2 separate regions of the Homo sapiens genome follow, and region 1 is linked to region 2. Evidence: read pairs that join two places in POLR2A ChIA-PET (ENCODE). Cell type or tissue: A673. All regions are shown on one strand. Each heading gives the region's core, and the rest is flanking DNA. Links, peaks and the distances in the headings are about the cores only. Region 1 holds the start of AS3MT (arsenite methyltransferase). Region 2 overlaps WBP1L (WW domain binding protein 1 like).

Evidence for each region. ChIA-PET counts read pairs that join two places held together with the same protein. Peaks named below come from ENCODE experiments on the same cell type or tissue, not always from the same donor. Only the 100,000 strongest peaks of a DNase experiment are listed, where the experiment ranks them.
Region 1: POLR2A ChIA-PET joins it to region 2 with 12 read pairs; 4 of 35 experiments call an interaction of 5 or more read pairs at or near these places.

What each region holds. Positions count from the first base shown.
Region 1 is chr10:102,868,210-102,871,117 of GRCh38, reverse strand. AS3MT (arsenite methyltransferase) reads right to left here and starts at 1,648. Exons shown (of 11, transcript NM_020682.4): 1 at 1,525-1,648; 2 at 1,273-1,313; 3 at 907-1,034. The coding sequence starts at 1,525. It overlaps BORCS7-ASMT (BORCS7-ASMT readthrough (NMD candidate)), which reads right to left. Exons shown (of 15, transcript NR_037644.1): 6 at 1,273-1,313; 7 at 907-1,034. It also overlaps the pseudogene LOC124902567. In A673, for the core only: no CTCF peak of the experiment used is centred there; a DNase peak (open chromatin) is centred at 1,657; H3K4me3 peaks cover 1,160 bases; H3K27ac peaks cover 907 bases.
Region 2 is chr10:102,765,593-102,768,500 of GRCh38, reverse strand. The region is part of intron 1 of WBP1L (WW domain binding protein 1 like); the gene reads right to left. Among named protein-coding and RNA genes, the nearest start is that of WBP1L, 23 kb to the right of the region's middle. In A673, for the core only: no CTCF peak of the experiment used is centred there; no DNase peak of the experiment used is centred there.

The sequences.
Region 1 (2,908 bases), core at 145-2,644, 100 kb before region 2:
CGTGCCCCACTACACCCAGCTAATTTTTGTATTTTCAGTAGAGACAGGGTTTCACTATGTTGACCAGGTCGGTCTTGAACTTCTGACCTCAAGTGATCTACCTGCCTTGGCCTCCCAAGTTCTGGGATGACGGACGTGAGCCACCGCTCCCCGCCGCGTAGGTGTATTTGAGAGGCGAGATAAAACATCGTGCACAGAAAACACTTCCCGTGATTTACGGACAGACCGAGTGACAGAGTGCTGTGGCAGTTTGGGGAAGAGGCCGCTCAAGGATTAGAGAAGGCTCCATGCAGTAGGTGGGACAGCAGCGTGGTGCTGGATGCGCAGGGTTGGGAAGGAAAAAGAAAAGGGAAGACCTTCCAAATTGGTGACTGCCGGCTGGGCAGGCAGTGCTGATGGAGTGAGGAAGGGAAGGGTCAAAAGGGCCAAGGTTGATTAGTGGGTGCTGAACTGCGCATATCTTGAATGGCAGATCCAGTGAGTGTGACTGTATTCTGTGAGCATGGGTAGGGACTACAGAGTGTTCACGCTGGAGGTTCTTTTTTTTAGGCAATTTTTTTAAAGTACGCATTTATTTTAGAGATGCATCTGGCTATGTTGACCAAGCTGGAGTGCAGTGGCTATTCACATCCCGGATCGCACACTACAGCCTGTAACTTCTGGGCTCACGCGATCCTCTGCCTCAGCCTCCCAAGCACTTGGGACTACAGGCTCACTGGCGCGCCCAGACTCATCGGAGGTTCTTAGAGCAGTAAGATGATGGGTGCTGAGATTTAGGATTTTTACAATAGACAAGGCAAGCTGATGGGTTGGTGGCTACGGGTTAATTCCCTAGTGACCTGCATCATTATCTTTTGGGAAAACTGCTGTTTGGGGTCTTCCTGGGGACAGCACAGGGCACTCTACCTTAGGGCTACTTCTTCGTGTACATTTTGCAAGGCTTCCCGGATGTGCTTGGGGACCGGCCTGGCTGTGGTGACACAGCCGTTGGTCTGGAGGTCTGCCGATCTCTTCAGCACCTGCCCGTAGTAGGTCTGACCCAGCGTCCCACAGTGGAGTGAGGGGTAGAGAGGGAGAAGAGCTGTGACTGCAGCGCGAGGGCTCCGTCACCACCTCCACCTCCACTTGGCCGACCTCAGTTCCCTGGAAAGGTCGAAGCCTAGACCCTGCCCTACCCCGACTCCAGGAGTCCCGGGGGACAGGGTGCGGGCCAGGCCAGACTTCCATTAGCCTAGGCTCCACTTGGGCCATTCCAGGCCCTACAGCTCTCACCTGCACGTCCTTCTGTATCTCAGCGTCACGAAGTGCAGCCACTGTCGGGAGCGGGAAAGTTAGTTGAAAGGAGAGGGTGCTGAGGGACGGGCATGAGGGAGGGGGCCAGTAAAGGGCAGGCAGCGGGCCGAGGGGTGAGGGGAGGACAAAGGTCTCGAGACACAGCTCGGGGGAGGCGCTCGCGTTCCCGCCTTGCGGGGGCCCAGGGAAGGGGCTGGGGGCTGGGGCGGGGCGCCCAGGGCGCGCACTCACTGTCTCCTCGGCCTGCGACTCAGGGCGCGCACTCACTGTCTCCTCGGCCTGCGACTCAGGGCGCGCACTCACTGTCTCCTCGGCCTGCGACTCAGGACGGCGGGCTCCCGCAGCCAGCTCCTGTGCCGAGGCCCCGCCCAGGCTGGCAGGCTTGCTCCGCCCGCCCATCCCGCTCTAGCCCCTCGCTCAGGCGCCCACCGCCTGACCCGCTGTTCCACTGTCATCCGCGCTGCTCTACAGGCTTTCCAACCAGGAGGTCGGTATCAGCATCCCCCTTGTTCGCTCCACTGCGATTTTCACGGATAAATCTCGTACTCTGATTTAAATGAACACTCACCTATATAATGATCTTCCCCCCTCCCCCTTTTTGGGAATAGAATCATCTTTTCTCGATCTGTTTTTTGAAGTCAAGTTTGTTGAGATATAATTCACATTCCGTGAAATCCATCTTTCTTCAGTGTGCAGTTCTGTGAACTCTGGCAAACGTATATACATCACCAAAACGGAGACCAAAATAGCTCTGGCCCACAAGTTTCTTCGTGCCTCTTTGTAGTAAATTCCCTCTTCCCACCCCTAGCTCCTGGGCAACCACAGATGTTTTCCCTCCCTATAGTTCTGCCTTTTCTAGAATGTCACATAGAGGGAACCATTAACAGTATGTAGCTGTTCCCAGTCTATTTTGGGTTGTATTTAGGAAAGCAACTTTGCTAAATTTATTTTCACCTATAGTAATTTTTGGTCAAGTCACATGTATTTTCCAGGTATTGTCACTTCATCTTGCAGAAAGTTTTTTTTTTAATTTTTAAATTTTTTTGAGACGGTCTCTGTTACCCAGGCCCAACCTCCTGGCTCAAGCGATCCTCCCGCCTCAGCCTCCCAAGTACCTTGGATTACAGGCGTGCACCACCACACCTGGTTAATTTTTGTATTTTTTTATAGAGACGGGATTTCACCATGTTGTCCAGGCTGGTCTCCAACTCCTGGGTTCAAGCAATCCGCCCGCCTCAGCCTCCCAAAGTGTTTGGATTACAGGCATGAGCCACAGTGCCAGGCCCAAAAGTATTTTTTGTTTTTTTAAATATGGAACACTTCACGAATTTGTATGTCATCTTGCGCAGGGGCCATGCAAATCTTCTCTATCATTCCAACTATATGTGCTGCCGAAGCGAGCACCCAAAAGTATTTTTAAATTATTTATTTTTACTTCCACAATTATATGTGTATATCTTGTTTCCCTTTGTGGTTGTAACAAGCATTTCTCTTTTTATAATTTAAATTAAAAAAAAATTTTTAGAGACAGGGTCTCAACTCTGTGGCCCAAGCTTAGCGTCACTGCGCAATCATCTCTGGATCCTTCAACTCTGGCCTCAAGCCATCCTCCCTC
Region 2 (2,908 bases), core at 198-2,697:
GCAGGAGAATGGCGTTGAACCCGGGAAGCGGAGCTTGCAGTGAGCCGAGATTGCGCCACTGCAGTCCGCAGTCCAGCCTGGGCGACAGAGCGAGACTCCGTCTCAAAAAAAAAAAAAAAAAAAAAAAAACAAAAAACTAATGCCAGGCGCAATGGCTCAAGCACTTTAGGAAGCCAAGGTGGGTGGAACATCTGAGATCAGGAGTTCAAGACCAGCCTGGCAAACATGGCAAAACCAGCCTCTACTAAAAATATAAAAATTAGCCGGGCATGGTGGCACATGCCTGTAAACTCAGCTACTTGGGAGGCTGAGGCAGGAGAACGAATCGCTTGAACCCAGGAGGCGGAGGTTGCAGTGAGCCGAGATCATGCCAATGCATGTCAGCCTGGGCAACAGAGCAAGAATTCGTCTCAAAAAGCAAACAAACTAAAAAACCCCAAAGAGATGGATACTGAAATAATACGTAGGGTTTCAGTGGATAAAATGAGCACACTACGCAGAGCAGAGCATGAATAAAAGTATGGAAACAAGGACGCATGGGGCATACGTCCAAAGGCAGAAAAAGATGACGCAAAGATTAGTTGGGGGTAGAATGTCAAGGCCCTACACATGTACACATCTAATGAGTGAGTATCTTTGACCAGCACAGTTTTTCTTTCTGATGATTACAGTAGCAGCATGAATATCAAATATAGGAATTTCTATTTTAGTGGAGTATTTTAGGCCCTCATTTTGCTTGTTTGATATTTACTACTAAAATATGGTCAATCTTGGAGTTGATTTTGTTTTATTGCAGAGGTTGGGGGAGGTGGAAGGAAGATACAGATGAGAACTTTGGGGCTTTCCCAGTCATTGACCTCAACCTCACAGAATCCTGCTCTCGGTCTCCAAAGTGGGCCAGAAAGAGTCCTAGGTTCCTGACTCCACCCCATGTCATTGGTGCAGCCTCAGTCTTTTATTTTTTTTGAGAGACAGGGTCTCATTATGTTGCCCTGGCTGGGGTGCAGTGGCTACTTACAGGGGCCATCATAATACACTGCAGCCTCAAAATCCTGGGTTCAAGTGAGCCTCCCACCTCAGGCTCCTGAGTAACTGGGACTACAGGCATGTGCCACTGCACCCAGCTTTAAATGGAAAGAAATAAAAGTAGCAGAAGCTGAAACTGGTTTGCAACAGCTTCCTAAGGTTTCTGCCTCTTGCCTCCCCACCCCCCAAACAAGAAAATCATTTTGTTGTTGACAATCACTGCAGAAATATTTATTACTTTCGTAGGCTGCACAACAATTCGCTGCCATCTCCAGAATGTGCAGGGGTCTCTGAAACTCAACACTGTCAGTGGGCCTTCACCAATAGTTAATGGGCTCTCACTGGATCTGCAACTTGAGCTTCATCAAGTACAAAGTAGCCTTGTTTGTTTTCATATCAAAATGCTAGGTTCGTGTTTTTCCTACCCTGGAAACAGTTTAACCCCAACCATACTGGCAAGTAGCCAAGAATTACATGAAAATCAGCAGGCTGCAGCTCATAGCTATCTCCAGATACATTTCATGCCTCCTCACAATTGCTCTCCAAACCAAAGATCGGAATAAGAACAAAAGGAGGGATGTAGATCACACCAACTACATGAAACACACTCAGATGAAATTTGTTTTTTGCTTTTTTTTTTTTTGAGACAGAGTCTCGCTCTGTCGCTCAGGCTGGAGTGCAGAGGCGCAATCTCGGCTCACTGCAACCTCCGCCTCCTGAGTTCAAGCAATTCTCCTGCTCAGCCTCCCAAGTAGCTAGGACTACAGGCTCGTGCCACCATGCCCAGCTAATTTTTGTATTTTCAATAGAGACATGGTTTCACCATGTTGGCCAGGCCGGCTTTTTGTTTTTGAGACAGGATCTTGCTCTGTCACCCAAGCTGGACTGCAGTGGTGCGATCATGGCTCACTGTAGCCTCCAACCTCGCAGGCACAAGCAATCCTCCCACCTCAGCCTCCCAAGTAGCTGAGACTACAGGCGTTTACTACAATGCCCAACTTATTTTTTTTCCTTTTTTTTTTTTTTTTTTTTTGAGACAGAGTTTCGCTCTTGTTGCCCAGGCTGGAGTGCAATGGTGCGATCTCAGCTAACTGCAACCTCCGCCTCCCGGGTTCAAGAAATTCTCCTACCTCAGCTTCCTGAGTAGCTGAGATTACAGGCATGCGCACCATGCCCAGCTAATTTTTGTATTTTTAGTAGAGATGGGGTTTTTCCATGTTGGTCAGGCTGGTCTCAAACTCCCGACCTGAGGTGATCCGCCTGCCTCGGCCTCCCAAAGTGCTGGGATTACAGATGTGAGCCACTGCACCTGGCCCTGGCTAATTTTTTTTAATCTTTATAGAGGCAGGGTCTTCCTATGTTGCCAAGGCTGGTCTCGAACTCCTAGGTTCAAGTGATCCTCCTGCCTCGGCCAGATGTAATTTGGAAAGAGAACCATTAGGAAAATTAAGCTTCCAGGTCTCCACCAATCTGATTTCATCTTTCACTGTTATTTAAACTTTGGGTGAGATAAAGAGAGACATGGTCTATATTAAGTGGGAATGTGGGTACAATGGTGGCTGACCCAAGAAAAAGGCTAACAGCAAGGTCATTTTATGACAGACATCTCAACTCTCTCTGAGTCCTTAGAAGCAGTTCTGGGTGCTCTAAGCATTCTCACTGTCCAGAAAGCAATCATCTTGGTTGTGCTTTTATAGGAAAATCCACTCACTTCTTACATGCAACTCATAAACTCAACAAAGCCATTTCACACTTTATGTTTTAGATATTTCTTCTCAGCCCTACCTTCTCCTCTAAAGTAAGCAACTTAGGGGTAAGATGTGAAACGTTCACTTCCATATCCCTCACAGGACCAAGCACGATGCCTTGCACAAAGCAGGCC